Regions from separate parts of the Mus musculus genome. Here regions 1 and 2 are each linked to region 3. Evidence: chromatin loops called from intact Hi-C (ENCODE). Cell type or tissue: left cerebral cortex. All regions are shown on one strand.

The links. A loop is a pair of places that touch in the nucleus more often than their neighbours do. Peaks named below come from ENCODE experiments on the same cell type or tissue, not always from the same donor. Only the 100,000 strongest peaks of a DNase experiment are listed, where the experiment ranks them.
Region 1: a loop joins it to region 3, with 2.7 times the contacts of the local background. A loop is called at or near these places in 8 of 42 quality-filtered maps.
Region 2: a loop joins it to region 3, with 4 times the contacts of the local background. A loop is called at or near these places in 4 of 42 quality-filtered maps.

The regions. Positions count from the first base shown.
Region 1 is chr6:41,553,282-41,561,281 of GRCm38, reverse strand. It overlaps Tcrb and Trbv31. Among named protein-coding and RNA genes, the nearest start is that of Prss2, 36 kb to the right of the region's middle. In left cerebral cortex, a CTCF peak has its summit at 4,694 (motif pointing right); DNase peaks (open chromatin) are centred at 1,687, 2,783, 4,661, 7,479 and 1 more place; H3K27ac peaks cover 2,221 bases.
Region 2 is chr6:41,252,634-41,260,633 of GRCm38, reverse strand. It overlaps Tcrb, the pseudogene Gm2719 and the pseudogene Trbv27. Among named protein-coding and RNA genes, the nearest start is that of Try4, 46 kb to the left of the region's middle. In left cerebral cortex, no CTCF peak of the experiment used is centred here; DNase peaks (open chromatin) are centred at 3,741 and 4,006; H3K27ac peaks cover 1,918 bases.
Region 3 is chr6:41,050,755-41,058,754 of GRCm38, reverse strand. It overlaps Tcrb. Among named protein-coding and RNA genes, the nearest start is that of 2210010C04Rik, 19 kb to the right of the region's middle. In left cerebral cortex, a CTCF peak has its summit at 3,004 (motif pointing left); DNase peaks (open chromatin) are centred at 1,228, 2,089, 2,237, 2,887 and 1 more place; H3K27ac peaks cover 2,117 bases.

The DNA.
Region 1 (8,000 bases), 500 kb before region 3:
AGAGAGAGAGAGAGAGTATGAAGATAGAGGAGGAGTAGAAGGAGAGAGAAGGAGAGGGAAAAGGAGAGGGAGATGCAGAGAACATGTCAAGCTCATCTTTTTAAGGAACTTCCACCATAACAGAATTAATCCATCTTAAGCGCCAAGCCTTCATGCTCTAATCACTCTTGAAGGATTTTTTATCGCTATTGAAGTAGTGATTAAGTTTTTAGTACATATGCCTTGGAAGGCATATGCAAGCCACAACAGGCACAAGGAATTCTGACACATGACTTTGACTGACTCTCCACTCCTTTCCATAAGCTGTAGTAATTTTTAACTCTTGTAGAGGAAAAAAGAGACATTACAAATGCCTCCCAAGTTTATTATTTAGACATAAAACGTATAAGTGATAATGAGAAGATGACTAATTCAGCCATTCTCTTAATGTGAAGCTTATCAGATCTGTAGTAATTAATTTAGAATCAAATCTAGCATAGGGAGGGGTAGAAGAAGGCCCAGAAGGTAGCAAAGGAATTTCATAGGAGGTTTATCAGAGAAATGGGCCCCCACCTTCAAATGCCTTGAAAGGTTAAGGAGAGAGCAGGCCACAGGGCAAACCAGTCTCTGATTACCCAGTTTAGTCAACACCTCATTGGGGCTAAAGGTGGCCAGACCCTTCCCTTCCAAAGCTTTGCAGCTACAGAGCCCAGGGATTACATCCCTATCAACAGATGAATGCCTTGAATGACTGAATGAATCAGCAGCATTGCAGATGGTAATGGAGAAGGAAGAGAGCTTTTTTTTTCCCCTAAGACATCAGCCATATGGAAGGAGCTTCAAGCTAGAATTGTGATAATGATCAGGATTTAGGAGCCAGCTGGTATTTCTGATCTGACTGATGCGGCTCCTCTCCCCCACTCTGCTGTTTCACACCGAAGGAGGAAGATTGTGTTGTTTCTACACTTGGCAATGACACTGAGCCAGTGTGACCAATGGATTATATTAGGTATCATGGGCTAGGATGGCACCTAAACCTGCCAGCCTAAGGAAAATACGATATAGTCCCACTGAAAGCAAGAACAGTTATTTCACTTTTTCCTAATGCCACTGCCTACCTTCCCTCTTCTCTGTGCTTAGTTCTCACTTAAGGGCCTTCTAGGGAGTCCATCCCACTCCCTAAAAAATACTAATTCAGGAACAAAAAAGAAGAGTGGCATAAACAACAGAGGCAGTCAAAGACAGTATGTGTGTATGTTATCTTCAGTCCAGTCCCCCAAATCCTGGCTTGCATATATATTTCATCACGTTCTAGCAAAAGATTTATACAAACTGAGATTGAGCAATTTTCCAACAGCATTAGGTTCCTGCATTGCCCGTAGCTATTTTTCATCATACTTCTAAGTGTTTATTGCATGCGCACTGCACTGTGTGTATCACTTGCTTTCTCAGTAAAATAAATATTGTAAGAGGGTTAATTAGACTTAGAAAAGATGAAACAAACAAACAAAACACTCCCTCCATAAATGTGGGGCACTCCGGTGTAAGCAACTGGAAAGTGCTGCAACGGAAGCCATCAGAGTGAATAGCTCCAATTTTAACTCATGCTTCTGAAGCAAGAGCATCAGTAACAAATGCATTAGGTCACCAGACCCCGATGAAGTGATGAAGCACTTCAAACAGCTCATTTGCTTCAGGCTCAACCTCCCTGGCTGGCCACGCCTACTGCTGCCTTTTCCAGGTCCTCACTTTAAACCACTCTCCCACATCTAAGATTGAATAATTGGTTTATAAATGAATGCTTCAGAGAACAAAGAACCGCACAAGTGAGGTTCCAAGGGACCAGTTGGCTGTCCTCCAAGCATCTCAGGGTGCTATGCCTCATCTCAGTGGAATGAAGCTCTACCAACTACCCTTCAGATCTTCCCCCCTCTGCCCAGCATCATTACACTTCTTGTGTCTCTGGCATCTTCAGCTCTTACCTGCCAGATCTACCCCCTTGTGAATCCCTGCGTCTTGGCTGTTTGCTTGCGCTTTAAAGGCAATGTTTGTAAGAGTGCTTGCTGTGTATCGGGCAAAACATATCTTTGAGCCATTTGGCATTTGTTGGTGTTGTAGTCCTTCTTACTGGGTATTATTTGTCACATCTTAAACACGAGACAAGTAAGATTCAGAATTAACACAGGTTTTCTACACAGCAAGAGGAATGAACTACAGTATTGACCTGGTCCCATCTAATTGTGAGGCCTTGTAATATGTTGTTTAAGTAAAGGAACAAATAAAATAGATCTAGATGGGCCTTAGTAGGCACATGGAACACAGGCCAGCTTTGATTCCTTTAGTAATTAATTCTGCCTGTCTGGGTCTCTAGTCCTACCTACCAAGGTTGAAGAGGATGTGCACTTCTCCTGTTGGATGACATAACAGGTTCCTTTACTCAGAACTACACTCTTCTCCTTTGAAAACTCCAGAGACCTAAATCTCTTGAGCTGTTATCTGCCTTCATGTCTTTCCTTTCAAACAGTGTAGGTGACATATCTTGGCACTGACTAAAATAAAATCCCCTTTTGTTATTTTACTAGCAATAGTTGCTCTGATGGTCAAAGACACCAGGATGTCTCCAGGAGTACCTAGAGTGTTGCCCCTTGTTTGCCCATAAATAACGAATCATTAACTATATTTACATACCAGAACATCAGGCAGGAGTGTAATAATGCTAACAAGCGCAGAGCACAGCTGGTTCCCAGGGAGGGTGGGGATGATTCACCACCTGCTTAAGAAAGCCCAGCCTCATTTCCTCCCCAGCTCAAGGGGATCTAAACTTCCACTCTGGCAGCCAGTCTTGAGGTAGGAGGGGCCTGTGCATCTCTGGCTTAGAAAAGGAAGTACAAGTGCAGAGTAGACAAGCCTAGACAAAGACCATCTTGAACTATGCTGTACTCTCTCCTTGCCTTTCTCCTGGGCATGTTCTTGGGTGGGTGCATTCCCCTGTTGAAAACCTACTTTCAAATTGTTGCTTCCATCTCTCCACCTGTTAAAGGTGTAGATTCTTTGGTACTGGCTTGCCTCTCTTGACCACAGTCCTCCAATTACTGAGATATGGGCATTTCACACTCTTTCAGTATTGACTCTCAGTTTTGTATCTTTTAGAAAGGATTTGTCTCCCCTTGCCCTGTAACATTTTTCATCCCTGGCTCTTCTAGTATACTCCCTGAGACTGATTACATGTAACCCCTTCAGAGGGAAGGCAAGCAAGCTGGTGTGTGTGTATGTGTAGAGGTGTGTGTTTCTACTCTAAATGACTCTATTTCTTTACAGGTGTTAGTGCTCAGACTATCCATCAATGGCCAGTTGCCGAGATCAAGGCTGTGGGCAGCCCACTGTCTCTGGGGTGTACCATAAAGGGGAAATCAAGCCCTAACCTCTACTGGTACTGGCAGGCCACAGGAGGCACCCTCCAGCAACTCTTCTACTCTATTACTGTTGGCCAGGTAGAGTCGGTGGTGCAACTGAACCTCTCAGCTTCCAGGCCGAAGGACGACCAATTCATCCTAAGCACGGAGAAGCTGCTTCTCAGCCACTCTGGCTTCTACCTCTGTGCCTGGAGTCTCACACTGAGTAGGGTGGGGCAGACATCTGTGCAAAAACCACACCCTCTCTTTAGTCCTTCCTCCCTCACTAGGAACCCTCACTAGGGATGGGTGGAGGGGGTTTGCCACTGAATTTCTGGCTGATAGTCAAGTTGAAGTCTGGAAAACAACATGATTCAAGTCAGAAGTCACCAAAGACATTTATTAAACTCGTTATCAGTGACTCACATATGCAGAACCTGTGAGTTGCCTACACACAGTAAAATTTCCAGTTTGTAGTATCCAGTAGTAGGATATTGTATACCCGTCCTTAAACCAGGCTACTCTTGTCTAAACACTCTATACTTGTTCTACATTACTATTGAGGTACGCTGGGCATGCTCATGGATATATGTGGCAGAGAGAAGTGGGATATACCTGTATCTGTATCTGATACCAGGTAGGAGAATCTTATGTAACTCAATTAGTTAATTTCACCTCTGGGAGTATCTCCATCATTCATCTTTCTGCTGAGGTTAGAAAGTTTATAAAGGCTGATACTCAAGACATCAATCAAGGAGGAACAAGATGTCATTAGATAGCTATGCAAGATAGAATTTAATATAGAAAAGTTCTTAGCATTTTGTCTAAGATCAAATGTAAAAGTTAATATGGAAAATGTTCATTCAGGAATTTTTACTGCTGCTTGCGTCCTGTTGCTTGTTTGTTTGTTTGTTTGTTTTGTTTGACACAAATTTCTACTATGTAGTCTGCACTTGCCTCAATTTTGAAGCAATCCCCCTGCCTCATCCAAACAAGCATGTGTTACCAGGTCTGATAGTGGTTGTATTGTCATTTATACTTCCCAGTTTAAACTTCTGTCTCTCCTCTACTCTTCTGTAGCAAAACAGACAAACAGATGGTAGCATAAGAAACACAGGAGACTGAGGGTAAAGAGGAGGAGTGTGTGTGTGACAGAAAGGTTAAAATGGAATAGTGACTAGGATGGAAATGAAGAAGAGGAAGAGACTGATGTGAATGGTTGGAAAGGGATGTACTGGTTACCTTGGCAACTGAGATTTCTTTAGCCCTCACTCCTCTCTAGATCATATTCCCAAAAGGGAATTTCCCCCAATGTCTCTTTTCTTCCACAAGAGGGCACAAGAAGTCTTAAAATCCTCTGTTCCTGGCACCAAACACTATCTAGAGTGATTCTGATGTATCACTGATGTATTTTCAATCTCATTTAATTAATATACAAAGGAAAAATCAAAACAGAGACACTGAGTGATCAACAACATACTTGACAATGTCCAAATGTCTCTATCACACTTGATGAATAGGTGTAAAGTAGCCAGGATACAGAGAGCCATCATAAAGATCAAAACAATGAAGTATATTAAAGATGGTACCAGGCAAAGCTACAAGTAAAACATTTGACTTCAAGTCTAGATTTCCTAGTTTCTAAGACCTGAGGGCAGTTATGTAGTTTTTCTAGATTTCATTTTTTTTTCACCAGCAAATGTTATCTGTATGCATTGTTAGATATTGAAGGAGATCATATTTTGCAAGTACTATTACAAAGTCTAACTTTTGGCAGGTGTCCTTTTCCTCCCTGGAAGCTTACAAAGTACTTTGACTGTAGCTCCTCCAAATTGTCTCATTTAAAAATATTTAAACAGAAAATATGTCACAAACATGACAATGCTTATGTGGCAAACCGATGCCAATTTTCTCATGTGCTGTCTGCTCTGAATTCATCCTAGAACATTCCTGTTGGAACTCTGTGCAATCTCAGGGTCTGTCTTCAAGGAGAAACACTGTGTGTGTGTGTGTGTGTGTGTGTGTGTGTGTGTGTGTGTACATTAAAAGGAGAAACGATTTTTAGCTAGATTTAATACAATTAAGTTCCAAATGAGAGGATTGTTTGAATAGAAACACAGAAATCTCAGCGTCTTTAAAGTCTTGGAAACAGCAAATGAGAAAAAGAAAATCCTAGTGATGGCTAAGGATAATGTAGCACACAAGAAGAGGCTGTTTAAGGAGAGTCCTGAAAACCATGTATACACACTAGAGCAAGTCATTATCCTGCATTTAGTTATCTGCCTCTATTTATGCATAAAGATTCTGCTGCCATAACTGTTTCAATTGTACCCAAAGGTCAAAACCTCAGTCATTATAACTAGGGAAAACAGGAAAACACTTCAGGATGGCATATCCTAATAGTAGGTGCTACCTGCTGCCAACATCAATGTCATGGTTCCTGGTTAAATGTGGCTTCTTTTCTAGGAGATCTGTAAGGATGCTGATTTTGACTTTGACTTTATAAATGTGTCACAATAACTATCCCTAAGGATATCATTGCCTGATTTTCACACACAGGCTGCTGAGGACCACAGAAGTTAGAGAAACTCCCCTCAAGGATCTAAGCCATAATGGGATTGACTGGGGCCCCTTGACTGCTTCTAGAAGGTAGAAAAAGGCCCAGCCTTAGGAAGGCTGGGCTACTTCATATGATTTTTTAAAGATTATATGATTTAGTTGAGTGTGTGATGGATAGAGCAGGATTGGCTTGTATATTTTGCGAGTTCCCACTTCCTCATTTGAGAGTTTCTGGAGGTCTGGTTTTCCATTCTTTCCTGTGTTGTGTGTAGACGTTTCCCTCATCTTACCCACATGAGGCAGGAAATACAAAGCACATTCACTTTACAGCCCTTACTCACAGAGGATACACCCCAGCGAAAGCCAGCCAATGAATGCAGGACAGACAGACCATCTATTTTTCATTCGGTTTATTATTTAGACTCTGTTCCTGTGACTCATTACATGAATGGGCTCTCATTACATTAGTTGAAGGAAATGGAGGATACTTGTGAAGAGAGGGTGACTGGAGTTGGGGTTAAGTGGAAAGAGAAGTGGGAAGAGCGGTGATGTGGGAGCCATGGGAACCCTAATGAGGTCAGAGCTGTTATTGCACCTGTCTCCATGGTGCATACTGAAGGCTTCTGTTTCCTGTGTGACTTCTAACAGATGTAAGATAGTTTAGATGGGGGGCTTGAGATGAGATATATGGGTTCCCCTTTAGAGACCCTCCTCTTGGTTGTTCTCACTGTCACGGTGATAGCTAGAGGCTGAGGTAGAAAGGGCTGCATGAGAAGGGTTTGAAGACAGGATGTGGCAAGTGTGGTTCCCAAAATGCTCAGAATGTGAGTGAGTGGGGGAGCATTCACAGGCACCCCAGATGTAGGACCTGGTAAATGTCAAACCACATCCTGTTGTGACTCCTGGAGATGGAGCTATGGCAGGTGGCCATTCTTACTTGGTGCTGATGTTACTTACAGATAAACAGCCAGACCTGGGGTGAGATGCTTCCACCCCTTCCCCCATTGTCTTCAGGAACCGAAAAGTCCCAGGAATGCATCTCTTCACTTGCTGATGTTTGATGAAAAACAGTTCTTCTTAAGATTATTTTTTTTATCATGTTCCTATATCTCTTTGCTGGAATCGGTCAGGGAAACAAGTATTAAGGGTCCTACTGTGCCTGGTTAACTATGGGACTCAAGATCAGCACTGTCCCTTTGCAGGTCAGATGCCTTGTAAGATATATCACAATGTGTGTGTCTGGAGCTGGGAAGGACTTAGATTTCCCCACTTACCATTCTGTCAGTGCTACAAGGCCTGCAGAATTTTCATCAACAAACCACTAAGTAGGGTCTGAGGCTCCTTATGGAGCACCTTGGTTCACAGGAATTGAAGGGATCTGGAAAGCTGGAGATGGTAAATGCATTCTGCAGCTGGGGAGAGAGGAGGGGGAAGAACTGATTCTCTGAGTTTTAGCAGATCCTGGACTCCAGGCAGAGTTTGGAGAACATGTGCTCCATATCGAGCTGAGATCTTGCTGTGATTTTGTGAATCACTTGTATAAGATTAAATAAGGCGACATGATCCCATCTGAGAGAGTGTGAGGATAGAGGGATAAATATAATGGACTACAGAATTAGAATCTTGTTGAGACTTGGTAAGTTTGGAAGAAGCACTAAAGAAATAAATGCAAGAGAACCGAAGTACATTTTGGTCTCCTGCACATCCTCACAGATAGAAAAGCAACAATTTGCACACACAGAGGGGGTACATGGCTCAGATGCAGCACATGTGTGAAAGAACTAGAGTTTTGAGTCCCAAGTGATCTCTGAGTCAACGGCAGGATGTAGACATACAAAGGTAAAAAGTCGCCCCACCCAAATGATACCTAACACATCAAAAACAAGGGGTATAACTAACTCCCTCTTTACTCTATGTAGGTCAGAACCCACCTGGTGCTGAGTTTTTTTTTTTTCTGAATACAGTGCTTTCAGAATGATAGAAGGATAAAAGTGAGCTGAAATGTTTTTATAAGAAAGTAACTGATCCACTAGGAGAAAGAAATGCTCAGAACTGTACATTTGAGGGAAT
Region 2 (8,000 bases), 200 kb before region 3:
AGTTTTCTTTTGTTTTGCTTTTAAAAAAACAGCAGGAGTTTTATTTCATTTTGTTTTGACAACCTAATATGTATTGTAAAAGGTTGACACCTTTAGTCCAAATAAATACAAGTTTCTATTTACTGTAACTTTATCATTATTGTGTACAATTTGGAATTGTTCATCTTCTACTTTAACCATCTATTTTTCCTAAATGTTTGCTACAGAAACATCATGTAGTATTCTTGAGAGATTTTATGCTACTTTCTCATACAAGGTGAATTTCTGTTTGTGTGAGTGGGACAGTGAGTCAGTTTTCTTTTGAAACTCATAGTTACAAGGACAAATCACATTCTAATCATTTGACACTCAGAAGATTACTTCTGTCCTCTGTAAAAATATTCTTGCCTTGCTGGGTAGCAGCTACCTAGCAAAGGCCAACACATTCTCTGCTAGCTACAGCCAACAAGAATGGAAGAAAGAATTCTTCCTATGAGAACAGCCCCTCTCTGAGGTAAAAATGACTAGAAAGACACTTGATGAAATGTAAATTTGATCTGTAATGAAATATTTTCAGGAATGGAACAAGCTATAGCAATAAATTAAATTTGCTCTTAGAAGTGGCATTATCTGATGAAAACCCTAGTTTATCTCTTTGCCTTTCCTTGGACTACTTCCTAGCATAGCCTTGCCTTCTTTTGCTTGCTTGGAAATGGGGTTGTGAAATGCTTTTCTATGGCTGGTGTAATAAATCACTGTAAAATTAATATCATAAAACACTAATCACAAAGCTACCATGTGTGGAGAGCCGTGAGCAATCGCCATCATGAGCCTCCGCTGTGCCTAACTGGTAAACAAGTAATGTGCGCAGGTGCAAGAGTAAATTCGTGCCAAGTCACTGCCCATTCCGGGGTGTAGTAGTGGGGTGATGAGTGAGCAGCTAATCAGAAGTTGACACGTCACACGGAGGGGTATATAAGCAGCACCAGTTTCCTTGTTCGGGGTCTTCCTTCAGATGAAGCAATAAAGCTTTGCCGTAGAAGAATCCAGTTGTCTGAGTGAATTCTTGCTGGCGAGATACTAGCTCGGGATAACCATGTAGAATACTACAGATTAGAAATTAAGTATAATTCTTGTTGGATTTATATCAAGAGGCAGGAAGGATTATCTTTTGATTTGAGTATCCATGGGATAATCTGTCCCCTTACCTTTAGAGACCACTGCCTTTCTCTGGTTGCTCTTATTTATCTTCAAAGAAAGCAACATCACACTAACCATAGTCACTGTTAAAGACATGAATGTTTAGGCTGAGTCCAGCTATACAATCCAAACAATAATCTTGTTGTATTGAGTTAGCTGAACACTTAATTACACCTCCACACTTCATTCTCTTTTTCTATATAAAGTAATGTATTCATAGTTACTGAGTAATAGGAGGTAGATATTTTTGGAGCCATTATTTTGGCTAACAGAGGATGATAAGACTGAGAATTGGTTAAATCTATGAAAACATTTTGCAAAGGCTTCTATTCAAATATCTTAAATTTTTTTAATATAAAATTTCACTAATGCTTGGCAAATACACTTCCAGAAAATCCATTTTTTCACAAATAAAGCTTTATATCTGCATTATTCATAAAAAATTTAAAACTGAAATGGATCGAATGTGCATTTAACAAGTGGATGGAAAAGCATGTCCACAGGATGCAACCATTTTCCACACTAAGAATATAAGAAGTTATTGAAATACTTTAGAACACGGATGGGCCGGCCAATAAGGATCTTTCTATCTTCAACTCTCCTCCTCACAGGAATGGAGTTATAGGTGTATATAGCTGCATCTAGATTTTATATAGGTTTCAGAAATCTAAGTTCTCATGATGTTGCACAATGAGTGCTGTGAAGAAATCTTCCCAGCCAGCATATCACATTGGAAGCAAAAGACCAGATATTTAAAGCCAAAAGTCCCATAAGGAGGTATCTTGCAAGGATGTTGAGAGAGGACATCAATTGAGGTCCTTCATTGTTCAAGGTACAAAGTCACAGAAATAGATGCTGAAGCCATAGTAATAGAGATTAGGGTTGGAAAGAGGCAGGAGTGTGGAGGGCTGTGTATGAAAAATGTGCTTAACATGAGGTAGGATTCATTCTCTGAATATTACACTCAAAGGAAAGCTCTAATTTCTCTGTATTATTAATGCCATATGAACAATGGCGCAGCCATAGTTCCATGCCTGGGTCTTGCTGATACCAATACATTTTGTCACAGGGCATGGTTTGAGAACTTTCCAGAATAATTTTCTTTCCAGTCCCCATAATAGAGTACTTTGGAGTTTTGGAGATAATAGCATCCAATAGGCCTGCAGGCTGAGACAACTTTTGGCAGCAAAGTCCAGGGTGGGATTTGAGGACAGAATGATAAGGAAAACACACACACACACAAAGGAAAATTTTCCTTCCTGAGTTTGAAAATTCTGCATCTTACCTGCTCCCAGATTATTAAAGGCCAGACAATGCATGAACTTGGCAGTCATGGGACAGGCTGGGCTAAAGCAGGAGTTTTAGGTCATGGGGCAGAGATTGGGTTCTTCTAGAAGTTAGTGTATTATGGCATAACCCTGTCAACTGTTCAGGGTTTCATAATGATCCTATTCAATACAGATTCATCTATATTGCTTTTCACATCAAAGGAAAAGTATTTTTGTTTAATTTCCTCATCCAAAGTAGGTTTGGCACTCTGGTTATTTATTCTAATTCTATCCTAGTCTTAGGAAACCTTCAACTGCAACTATTTTGCAAGGTTTGGAGATGAATACACTTCAGAGCTTTCAAAGTCTGTAATAACGGAATGTGATCTAATTATAAAGGGTGGAAAGGAAGCAATGTTGTGTGAGCTCTGAAGAATAAATGGACTCTGACAATCTGAAAGGGAGGATTCTTCAATAGGAAGAGCCAGGAGTTGCTACATCAAACCAGCAATGGGGCAGCTGTGAGCAGTAAATCAACCATCTATTTATATAACAAATATGTTAAGAATGTGGAGCAACAACTGGCAATCACTGATTTCCCAGAAAGCATAGAGTGACTGAGTGGTCATCAGTCAACCATCTCAACCCTGTCGTCACTGACTTGTTAGGGTTTTATTGAGTTAGACTCCCCCTACAATGATTTTAGGTTCACCTTTCTCTTAGAAGTAGCTTCAAACACTGAGCGATCAGAACATTCTAATTTTTACTTCTGCCTGGCACACAATTTAGTAACACTGATAAATTAAAACATGATTCATATTTAGATGCACACATAAACATTTCCTTGTGTATCTTCTGTTTCAAAATGAAGAGTCCCTTAAAGAAGAGAGCTGCTGTTTCTCCATGCCATTCTTTCATATTTGCTTTTTCCTAGATCTCAATTATATATCACCATCAGATCTAATTGTGAGAAATATATGTGTATATATACACATTTTTTGGTCCAGTGAAACAGTCTATTTTTAAACTTCTCTGAACCAATCTTCTTAGAAGCAAACATGTTTTATTTTTAAAAGGACTTGGATGTGAGGGGTGTAGAGAATTTAAATAGACATTAACCAGAAGTCAGAAAATATGTTCTTCAAAAGAATCTTGAGGAACTACTTGAAGACTCATTTGAGCCTACTTTTGTCCCTTCCCCACTTCCTTCTTCCTCCCTGCATGCTATCTTCCAGGAATTATCCACAGTACCAGGCATGTAAAGCTCTCAAGATACCACTCCTATCTATAAAGTCTTATAATGACTCTAGATGGAAAGAATCATAAAAACCCATCACTGCGCCTAGCAATCGTTTCACAGGAGAGAAGTTGCTTTTCTTTTCTGTAAAGGTCAGAAAAGCTTTTGTGGATAGGTCTTCCCTGGCTGAAGAATGGGATAATGTATAAGAGGTAAAGAAATAGACTCAGGAGAGAGCTTTTAAAAGGTACAGCTGTCCCAATTCAACACGATCTATTTAAGGAAATACAACATGTTCAACTAGGCTTAAATTCAAAGTGCTAGAGTGAATTTAGAACACTTGGACAGATTTTGTGTGTGTGTGTGTGTGCACAGAAATGTTTATGAAAGGCTTTGTGTACTGCATAAATTTAGAAAGTTAAACATGGACACCCTATGTACATGATGTTAAATTATGGGTACAAGCTGGGAGACCAGGAATGAGAGCTTTGTATTATTTTTCTAGGAAGAGGACAGTGAAAGCGTACACTAGATCAGAAATAGAGAGGGAAAATTGAATCTGATGAACATGTTTGCTCTACGAATAATGACAATAACTATCTTCTTGGTGAATTGTCTAAGCTAGTGAAGGCTCTTTCTCATTGCTTCCCAGTTCCTTGTCAGGTCTTAGCACAGTCATGTCCAATGATTTGTTTACATGAAAAGAGGACATGAATCCTGTAGCCTTCACATTAGGATTATGCCAGATGAAGTCCAGCTCCAAACTTCCTTGAGGAGTCATAAAAGTCCTATGTTGAAATTATCCCCAAGCCCAGATCCTTTCCTGTCCAAACACATCCCCCCATGCAGCCATGCTGACTGTCAGGGCATTTCCAGCAACTATATATCTTCCTGTGAGAATTTAATTCATGACATTGTGGGGACAGGAAACAAAGAGATTTAGAAACTAATGTAATTGAGAATGGGATTTCACAATCATTACAATCACTGAGATGGAAATACAGTGTGCCCAGAATGGGGGCAGGTTGAGGAGGCAACAAATTCAGGAATAAATTCCTTGAGTTTGAGTTGCCTGTGAGGAAGCGAGCTTGCACTGTTCACTCACAGCTAATTTTGTCAACAAGAAACATAGAAGATGCAGTGACTATGGGTGGCAAACGTGAAGGGAAAATGTAACAGGCAAAAAATAATTGAATAAAGTGGGAAATTACATAGTAGCTTATATGAGAGACTTTTAGTTACATATGGAATTACTATTGAAGTTTACCTAGTAAGAAAGAACAAAGCTCATGAAAAAATACTTTAAAGAGATCAATTAAATGATACAGAGCACTCAAAAGAGACTGAAAATTGAGAGTGGCATTCTTTTAAGAATAAGAATGAGAATGAAAACATGTAGAAGACAAAACCTGCTGGCTCCTCTCTTTCTGAGCAGCCATAAAACCAGTGGATTTTTGCTGTGATTGAGACTAATTGGGAAAGATGACAAAGTCCATGTGGAAGCTTTTAAAATGATTCTGAGACTCTAGAAGGTCTTGATTAAATACTGTTGTTCCTATTACTCACTAGTTTCTAGATGAGTGCCTGCTACAGAAGAATCATGGGATTGATCCAGTGACAATACTGAAAGGGGCATCTCTACTGTCTTATCTACCCCCTAGTTGTATTTTGATATTTTTAATTTAGAATATCTAGATAATTCCAAGATTGATCTGCTCTAAATTGTTCTTGGCACAGCTCAGAATGCATAACCCTAGATGAATAATTATTTTTTGTAGATCAAATTCTCTACTATTTTAAACTTCTGAGCTAAGTATAATAATAAACTTAAAACTTAAAATCAAGACAGCATGTTCTCATATACAGTTAAGTGGGTATAAAGATAAAGGGTGAGGTTGAGCTCAGAGAAACTAGGACTGTTTCTGACATAGACTATAGGGATTGTTAGTCAGGAGAGAGTGCAGTAGTAGACTGTGCAAAAATAGATGGAAGCCAAACAAAGACCTGTTTAAAAAAAAAACCACAGTGTATTTGAACCGATAAGAAATATTCTTGAAAAGTCATTAATTTATTTAAGCCAGAGAAGTAGATCAGTGCCTTACTTTGTCTCCATTGGAGAAGCTTCTTCTTAAAGCAGATGGGAAGAAATGCATAGACCCATATCCAGATATCATGCACAGAAGGAGAGACTTTGAAACAGTCAGACTTCAATAGGATGCCTTCACCGAATCCTTCTTCTCAGGGATCAGTGAACCTCATGGAAGAGAAGGCAGATATACTGTAAGAGCCAGTGGTGGAGAAAGGACACAAAGAAGACAAAGCTGTCTAAATGAACATAACTCATGCACATATGACCTCACAGAGACCGAGGCAGCATGCCCTGGATCGGAAGAGTTCTGAATCCCATACTTTTTAAATATATTTTGACTTCCAGTTTAGTGTTTTTATAGAGTTCCAAGTGGGCAAATGAGTTGACCTCTGTTTCATGTGCTTTTTCTTTGGGTTCTTTTCCTTCTCGTTGTAAGTTTTTATTTTCAATTCCTTTGTTCATTTTTTAAATCTTACTTGAAAAAAAATCATTAGATGCTGGTAAATATTTGAGCTCATTATCCTGAAAGACTGTGGTTAGATCATCTTAGCTTTTCCTGGAAGTACACTTTGAACCTTATCCTCAGACAGAAAGAAAGCATTGGGATTTCTTTTTTTTTTTTTTCTTTTTTTTGTGACTATCTTAGGTCATATTTCTGAGGGAGGGGACACATGTCTTGGGAAGGATACATAGTAAGGTTTTACTACTAAAATGATCTATTTGGTAAAAACTCCACAAAGAGTTTTGTCAAAAAAATAACTGTTTTGAAAGGGTTATTTTTTTCCTCTAAAATGTCAACAAGAGTAAGGGCACAGATACAACATACTTAATATGCCAACACAACAACATCAAGTCAGTGAGTAAATAAAGTGGCACCAACTTCATGGCAATTTTTCAAGACACAGTTCAAAGATATTTTTAAAATAAATAACTAAAAGAGGAGCCGTCATCCTCAGCCCAGGGAGGCGGCACTGACAATGGACTGAGGCAGGAAGCGCGGCCAGCACTGGTCCTCGGGGCGGGGAGCAGAAGCGCCACCCTCAGGAGGGGTGGATGCTCAGGTTGGATGCTTGTCCAGAGAAGAAAGCCTCAGGAGAGGCTGTCTTTTGCCATTTTCCTCTTTTCTTCCAACGTGTGCTTAAATATTTTTCTCAAGGTGTCGTAAACTATTGGTCCGTTTTCAGAATCAAAATTAACCTTGGTGAAAGCTTTAATGGCATGTGAAAGGCAAGCTTCCTCCACCCCCATGGGAAGCGTCTGCAGGCTCACTATGCAGTGCAGCACACAGAGGATGGTCTGGTACTGCCCCTTCTCTAGTAAAAACAGGGCTTCGGCAGTATCTGCTTGTCTGTCGACCAGCATGTCCACATCCTCTTTGGTGATTACAGGCTCTTTCAGTTGCTCAACCCAAGACCACATCAAACTGCACAAGATGAAAGGGTCTCTCTCGCCGCATATTCGTTCCCAGGCTTCCTCTCGGGAATTTAGTTCTTTCTGCCACATCTCCACTTTCCTTTTCACTTCCTCCTTTTCTTTTTTTTTTTAATTAGGTATTTTCCTCATTTACATTTTCAATGCTATCCCAAAGGTCCCCCATACCCACCCCCCAATCCCCTACCCACCCACTCCCCCTTTTTGGCCCTGGCGTTCCCCTGTACTGGGGCATATAAAGTTTGCAAGTCCAATGGGCCTCTCTTTGCAGTGATGGCCGACTAGGCCATCTTTTGATACATATGCAGCTAGAGTCAAGAGATCCGGGGTACTGGTTAGTTCATATTGTTGTTCCACCTATAGGGTTGCAGTTCCCTATAGCTCCTTGGGTACTTTCTCTAGCTCCTCCATTGGGGGCCGTGTGACCCATCCAATAGCTGACTGTGAGCATCCACTTCTGTGTTTGCTAGGCCCCAGCATAGTCTCACAAGAGACAGCTATATCTGGGTCCTTTCAGTGAAATCTTGCTAGTGTATGCAATGGTGTCAGCATTTGGAAGCTAATTATGGGATGGATCCCTGCATATGGCAGTCACTAGATGGTCCATCCTTTCATCACAGCTCCAAATGTTGTCTCTGTAACTCCTTCTATGGGTGTTTTGTTCCCATTTCTAAGAAAGGGTAAAGTGTCCACACTTTGGTCTTCGTTCTTCTTGAATTTCATGCGTTTGGCAAGTTGTATCTTATATCTTGGGTATCCTAAGTTTCTGGGCTAATATCCACTTATCAGTGAGTAC
Region 3 (8,000 bases):
CAAATGTAGAAAATATATAGATTACCTGTGGATCATACAGGTCATGTTATGTGGAAATCAGCAATTCATTTTTAAGCACTCCATTTTCTCATCTGTAAAACAGTGAGCTAAAGTCAATAATTTAAAAATTCTGTGAGCATTCATTGGTGCCCTTAGCACATCGTGTTTCCTTACTTCACAAAGCTCACATATGAAGTGTTTCAAAGGAGAAAGCAAGAGATACAAAAGGAGAAAGAAGGAGAAGAAAAGAGAGAAAGGAAGGAAGACAGGGAGGGGGAAAGTAAGAGAAAGAGGGTGGGAAAGGGGAGAGAGAAAGTTTGGTGGAGAAACCAAGGTAGAGTAAGAGAGGAAGGAAGGAAGGAAGGAAGGAAGGAAGGAAGGAAGGAAGGAAGGAAGATAATAAGAAGAAATAGAAAACAAGGAAGAGGTGGGAGGGGGGACATTGTAAGGGACAGGTCACAATGTAATCATGACCATGCAGGAACAGTGAGAATGCTTGAAGCTGATTTAAAGTAATTATCTATCCTATTTTCTGTAAATATTCTTGATGCAATCAGGTGAGCAGTGCCTAGAAATGATGCCGAACGGACCCTGACCCAAGGAAACCTTCTTTACAGGAAGCAATGTTAGTTAGAAATACTGTTAAATACTTTTTAAATAATTAAAAAAAAACATTGTTAGTTTTGCCCGAAGGATAGGCAGAAACAAATATTGATGCAGATTTTACTTCCTGAAAGCTCTAGCGAAGCTGGAGAGAGGGCAGCCTTACAGAGAACCCAGAGCTGACTCTGCCATCCCTAACAAGAGTTGAACGAAGCAATTTTAGCTTGGCTGTCACCTAAAAATAGAACTATCTAGGAGCAGTGGGGATGAGGCAGAGGCTGGAGAAGAACCAGCGAAAGCAGGAAGTGGACTAACTGGCAGCCAGGGCCTTATTTTGTCACTGAGTCTGAATTTAGCTTTCTTTAAGCTCCTTCTATCTGGCCACTGAGACACACGCTGAGACAGTGTGTGTCTCAGTGGGAGAAGCCTACATGTTCATCTGTTTTATATATGAAATCGTCCACCTTGGACCAAAACTCCCACTGTTGCTTCTGCCTTGAGTGATTTCCATCAGAAGAAATCCCCCGAGAAATCAGGGGACAGTGCCCTGGCAGGTCATGGTGAAGAGAGAGTCTCACAGCTGACTCTGTCACCTGTGGTTAGTGTGGCACAGGCACCCATGGAGATGTCATTGTCACAAGTGTTCCATCTCTCTGTGCTCAGACTGTTTCTCACATCTCCTACAGAACAAGGAGCAAGGCAGCCTGGTTCTGTTCTGCTCAGTGCAGGGAATGTTACGGTGGCACTGACCCAGAAAAGAATGATCAACATTCTCACTGGCAAAAAAACCATAAAAGTCAACATACACACTAATTAATGTTATCTTGAGCCAGAAGGTTTATCAACCAGTTTTCCAAATAAAAACTCAGAGCAAACCAAAGAAGACATTGCATTATAGGCCTTTTCCCACTTACCTTTACAAATTATCAGTTGTTTTGCCTATTTAACTATTAAATTCTCATCCAACCTCTCACAACAATTACATATGTTATTGATACTATTGCATAGTATCACTCTAATTTCAATCCAGTTTCTTAAAAAGAGCAGTTAACAAAATTTATTTGTAACAATATGATCTACACTACTGGGAGAGAGTTGTAAATATTTTAATTGAGTGTGCAAGAGAACAATCCAAGAGATTCCATGCACTAAATTATAGATCCTCACTATTAAATTTTAATTTTGATGATAGATATGCATGTGTTTGCCTTTTCTGGTGTTCTCAGAGGATTTTGAAAGCAGCTCGACACAGAAAGCAAGTTAGGTTTTAGCTTAGAAAATTGAATTGGCAATCTTCAGTGTATTTCTTTGTTTTGTTCTAAGATGAGCTACATAAATAAGCTTTGAAGAAAAGTGGATAATTTTCCAGTTAACTTATTTGGCTAGACTCTCACTTTGTGCAATATGGTGGAATAGATACGGCAGCATGGGTAGATATCCTAGAACTTCCTTTCTGCTACTGAGCAACTGCGCACAGAAAATGCAATTTTATGACATCCTCAGATTTCCACAAAGCAAGGGAAATTCCAAATTCATTAAAAGTGAGATAGAGTCTTGAGTTAAAACACATTGTCTCAGACCTATGTTCTCGGTGGCAGCCAATGCCCTCTGGTTTTCTATCTTCGGGTATTTTGATAGCATCAAAAATGTCTGCATCAGGGCAGTCCTGTTTCCAGGGTATTTGTAGATAGAGATAGAAGTTGAAAATAGAATCCAAATGGGACTTTGCTCTTGATATCTTCTGAAGCTGTTGCTATTTTAATAGAACATATGCCCAGAGGAAGTGTTTCCTATTATTGTGTAAATATAGTTCTCCAAGAATGGAGAGGATTGCCCAGAAGAAGAACAGCCACAGGATATTGCTAGTCTAATTCTTTGATGATATAAACGGAAATTCATTGAGGGAAACAGAAATGAGATTCTTGGTCTCTTTCGTCCTAACTAGTAGATTTTGTCACTGGTTGTATGCTCAAATGTCCTAAGGAACCCCTGGTCTGCAGCATTCACTGCTAGTCATAGGAGCTCACATCATGCAAGATTGGACCAGACTAGAGTTGACTGAGTTAGACCATAAACCCAGCTCCTAGAGCTTCATATATTGCTTTCAAAGATGTATTCTCTACCTGCACCTACCTGTGGGTTCCCAGTTCTTGTATCTCCAACTACTTTCTAATTCCATGCAGGTACACATAAAAGAAGTCAGTCAGACCATTTGCTGGAACTTCAGTGCAGAAAGAGGTCTGTGTTTAGCCATTCACCTGACAGCACTGTTCAGAGCCTCTGCAGACCACACTTTTCCATGCTATAAATAAGTCAAAGTTTCTCTTAACCCTCTCTCAAACAGTGAATTCTTTTAGGCCTTCCTCAGAAGTCTGAATCTCATTGCCACAGCTCCCCCTTGTGGCCAGTGGAATGAAAAGCATTCTTAATCTTTTTTCTTCCTTCTTGGAGCCCGTTGATGATTTTTGTTTTACAAATATATACCACCTCAAGGTTGAGGTTATGCGACAGAATCAAAAGAGTGAAGACATTCAAAAAAGACACTGTATATTATCTACCTCCCTTTGGCTTTCATAAGAATGAAACAATGGACTTCAAGATATTAAACTACTGGGAATCATACAGGACCTACCAGAAGGAAAACTTTTCTCCCAGAAAGAGATTTGCACGTTATCAGACTATACTTTTCAGAAAGATGGAGCTAAAACAGTGATGGGCAGGATCACATTTGATGGAGGTTGTTTAGATATGCATACCTCTGGCCCTCTGTTTAAAGCTGAAACTAAACTGCTTTATCGGAAGCCTGAAGATGGACTCAAGGAGTCACTGGATTTTTTTTCTTTTTCTTTTCTTTTTTTTTTTTTTTTGGACCCTCTTCCCAATGTGAGCACAGTGAATAAATTCCCCCTTTCTGCTTCTTATGATTCAAACAAAATACAAAAGAAAGCAAAGAGGATAGGAACTCTAACAGGAAGACCAACAGAGCCCATTAACCTGGACCTTTGGGGCTCTCAATGTCTGAATCACCAATCAAAGAACATACATGAGCTGGACCTAGGTTTCCCCACACATATGTAGCAGATGTGCATCTTGGCCTTCGTGAGGGTCCCAAATAATTGGAACAGGAGCTATCACAAAAGCTGTTGCCTGTACGTGGGATATGTTCTTCAAGCTGGGCTGTCTTCTCTGGCCTCAGTAGGAGAGGCTGCACCTAGCCTCAGAGAGACTCGAAGTGCCGGGATGAGGGGGACACTCAGGAGGTGTCCCACCCACTCAGAGGCAAAGGGGATGGGGGAAGGGGGTGACCAAGAAGAGGGCAGTGAGAGAGGGAGGTAAAGTGAGTAAGTATAAATAAATAAATAAATAAATAAATAAATAAATAAATGTAAAAAAGAAAACAGAGCACACCAACAAGAAAAAATGTTTTAGAATTTAGCATCTGCTGTGTACTAGGGCTGGGAGGTAGCAGAGGTCTTAGAAGGAGGGATACATATAGGAGGGGTATTATAATTTGTCCAAGGCACTCCCATCTCAGACTAATTTCTCAATACGCACCATCTGAGGAAGTGGTGGCCAATGAACAAGTAAGAAGGCAGGAAGAGAGTGATGCTGGGGCTGGCTAAGGCCACAAGGACATAAAGGGCCTCTCTGGGTAATGCTGGAAGAGGAGTGGCATTATCTTTAAACACCCTTAGCTTCGGAAGCACATTTCACAGGGAAAGAGAGCTTTTGTTCACAGAGGACACAAGCCTGACCCAAGCTCCTACTATCACTCAGCCTGAGAGGTCACACAATGCACATGGCCTGAGGCCCATGCAAGGAGTAATCTCTGAGAGCTACAGGCATTCTCAAGAAGTTTCCAAACGGAGGAGTTCTAAGTCCAGCAGCTGAAACTGCAGTGTAACTAGTGGATAGTTGGTCTCTTAGTGTTCATCATTTGAGGGAAAATATCAGACTCACACATTCTGCAAATGATGTTTGAGTTCTCAACTAGACATCGCGTCTTTAACATTTTGGGGAATGGGGAGAAACTTTTGGGTAAGTATCTTGATGCCCTGAAATGTTGGTTGGGTTCCAAATTTTACGCAACGCATGGGGAATTGTCATTCAAATGTTCTGGACCAGATGCCAATTGGGATCCTGTTGATAAACAATGAAAGTAAAGACTTAGCAAATACTAACTAACACGGGTAGGTATTCCTTAAGACTCTGAGGAGTAAACATTTCTACGTGTGAAAAACAAGGGATGGTATCCTCCAGGTCACTAAAGCCATATAGCTTCAGAAGAGTTTGCATACTCGGACTTAATAGGAATATGGTTGCTAGAACAAGTTGCAGGAGGCTTTTCTTTTCTTAAGGGTGTTTCCACCCTAAATCAAGCATGCTCAAACATACTCTGGCCCTTAAAGTTTGATCGAATTACTACAATGTTCACTCTAAAATAAACTAAAAAAAAAAATGTTTGGTTAATGGAAGTGATTCGTGTTTGGTGGCATTTGTTTGCATAGGCAGAAAGGACACAAAAGACAAAAAAAAAATTAGAGAAAGTATAACTCTTGCAGATATTTTCCCTTAATACAATTTACCAGTTTAGCAGAATCTGCTAAGAGGACAAGATGGGGAAAACATGAAAAGAGTGGGGTGCTTTGTAAAGCAACCAGTGGCTCCTAGATATGTAGACTAACACTTAAGTTCAGTGCTACTGATCAAAAGGACCCTGGGGCAGCTCCAGGCCTGGGGCCTGCAGATAGTGCAGGGAATTGCTGAAAATGAGCACAAGGGAACTTCAAAGAGAGTGAAAATGTTTTAGAGCTAGACCATGATGCCACTGGCACAGCTGTATGGACTTGTCAAAGCTCATGGAATTATACATGAATAAATGTTATGCATGTTACATGAATTTCATGTCAATAAAGCTGCTAAACACTCAAACATTGTTTAAAACTTAAACCACTGTCCACTTAATGCCAGGACTTAACAGTGATCCCGGGACTCCTCAAAGCCCAACTTCAGTTTAAGTCAGTCCTCAGCTTCATGGAGATGGCCTGTCACTCTCACAACTTCCTAGCAGATATGGCCTCAGTCCTCTCAAGAGAAAAATGAAACCATTCAGAGCCCTAAAGTACTCTCTAATGTTCCGTGTAATCTAGGATTCACATGAAAATAATATCATCACGTGCCAAGACATGACAACAGACAAAAAAAAAATGTGGCTCAAAAATTTAGATACTACAGTTACTGGACACTGGTTTTTAAATAGTTAATGTTTTAACAAAGTAAATATAGTGGAAAATTTTAGCAAAGAACTTGAAACTTGAATCATGATCTAATAGAAATTCTGAACTGAGTTATACTGATTGTTTAATATATACATTCACTATATTTGTTTATAAAGAGAATGGGCAAAGCTTAAAAGAATAGATAAGTTGAAGAGATAAGGTGAAACTACCCAAACAAAATTAGAGACAGAAAAAAAAAAGAAAAATACAAATGAAAATATGTTAATTAGGGCATTGGTATAGATAGGTTGGCCAGAAATCTAAGATCTGGAAAACTTTTGATCCACCTGTTCCACACTTTTGGAATCTGCCTGCAAAAATATCATACAGGCCACTACTATAACTCATAGCAGCAGCAGGATCCCTTGGGAACATAATGTGAATATCTAAGCACCATTTTTATAGAGCAAATCTGTGTCTGCATAGAATTGCTCATCACAGATGTGGCTGGAATCAAATGATACAGTTTATATTTTTATCAAGTCCAAGTAATTAAGCCTTTAAGACGGTGGTCAGCTGCAACAGTGGCAAACATAGGAGGTTCATAGACTAAACTTCAGCGCTGATGCAACCAGTGGTTCTCAAGGAGTTGGTGTTCCTTGTCTTCTGCTCTGCCACTGATTCTAGATTTCCCCTAGCCTTGCTCTGCTTCTCTGTGGACGTTCCTTGTTCAGTAGGATCTCTACTCCTTATGGCAGTGGTCCTCAGCCTTCCGATTGCTGAGACAGTTTCTCATGTTGTAGTGACCTCCAACCGTAAAATTTTTTGGTTGCTACTTCATAACTGCAATTTTGTCTGTTATGAATCATAATGTAAATATCTGTGTTTTCCAATGGTCTTAGGCAACCTGTGTGAAAGGGTCTTTCAGCTCCCAAAGGCGTTGTGATTCACAGGGTGAGAATTGCTGCCTTATGGCTTTGATTTATTATTTTTTTTTGTGGTACACCTACTTTTTATATTGTGACTGACTCAGTCAACAAATTGCTACCTATCACCACACTCACAAAATACAGAAACTTGATTGAATTCACTCATATCTAGAACAACCTTTCCTTGGTTCCCAATATTGAGCACCAAATTTGTAACCATATGGTATCAATTTCTGGAAACTTTATTTTATATAATCTCAATTTTTCTACATACCTTCTTGCATCCCCATCAAAGGAACCAAAACCAAAACAAACAAACAAAAAAGCAAACATAGAAATAACATAAAATACCTTGGTGTGACTCTAACTAAGGAAGAGAAAGATCTGTATGATAAGAACTTCAAGTCTCTGAAGAAAGAAATTAAAGAAGATCTCAGAAGATGGAAAGATCTCCCATGCACATGGATTGGCAGGATCAATAAAAATGGTTATCTTGCCAAAAGCAATCTACAGATTCAATGCAATCCCCACCAAAATTCCAACTCAATTCTTCAATGAATTAGAAAAGGCAATCTGCAAATTCATCTGGAATAACAAAAAACCTAGGATAGCAAAAACTCTGCTCAAGGATAAAAAACCTTCGGTGGAATCACCATGCCCGACCTAAAGCTGTACTACAGAGCAATTGTGATAAAAACTGCATGGTACTGGTATAGTGACAGACAAGTAGATCAATGAAATAGAATTGAAGACCCAGAAATGAACCCACACACCTTGGTCACTTGATCTTTGACAAGGGAGCAAAAACCATCCAGTGGAAAAAAGACAGCATTTTCAACAAATGGTGCTGGCACAACTGGTGGTTATCATGTAGAAGAATGCGAATTGCTCCATTCCTATCTCCTTGTACTAAGGTCAAATCTAAGTGGATCAAGGAACTCCACATAAAACCAGAGACACTGAAACTTATAGAGGAGAAAGTAGGGAAAAGCCTCAAAGATATGGGTACAGGGGGAAAATTCCTGAATAGAACAGCAATGGCTTGTGCTGTAAGATCGAGAATTGACAAATGGGACCTCATAAAATTGCAAAGCTTCTGCAAGGCAAAAGACACCGTCAATGAGACAAAAAGGTCACCAACAGATTGGGAAAGGATCTTTACCTATCCTAAATCAGATAGGGGACTAATATCCAATATATATAAAGAACTCAAGAAGGTGGACTCCAGAAAATCAAATAACCCCATTAA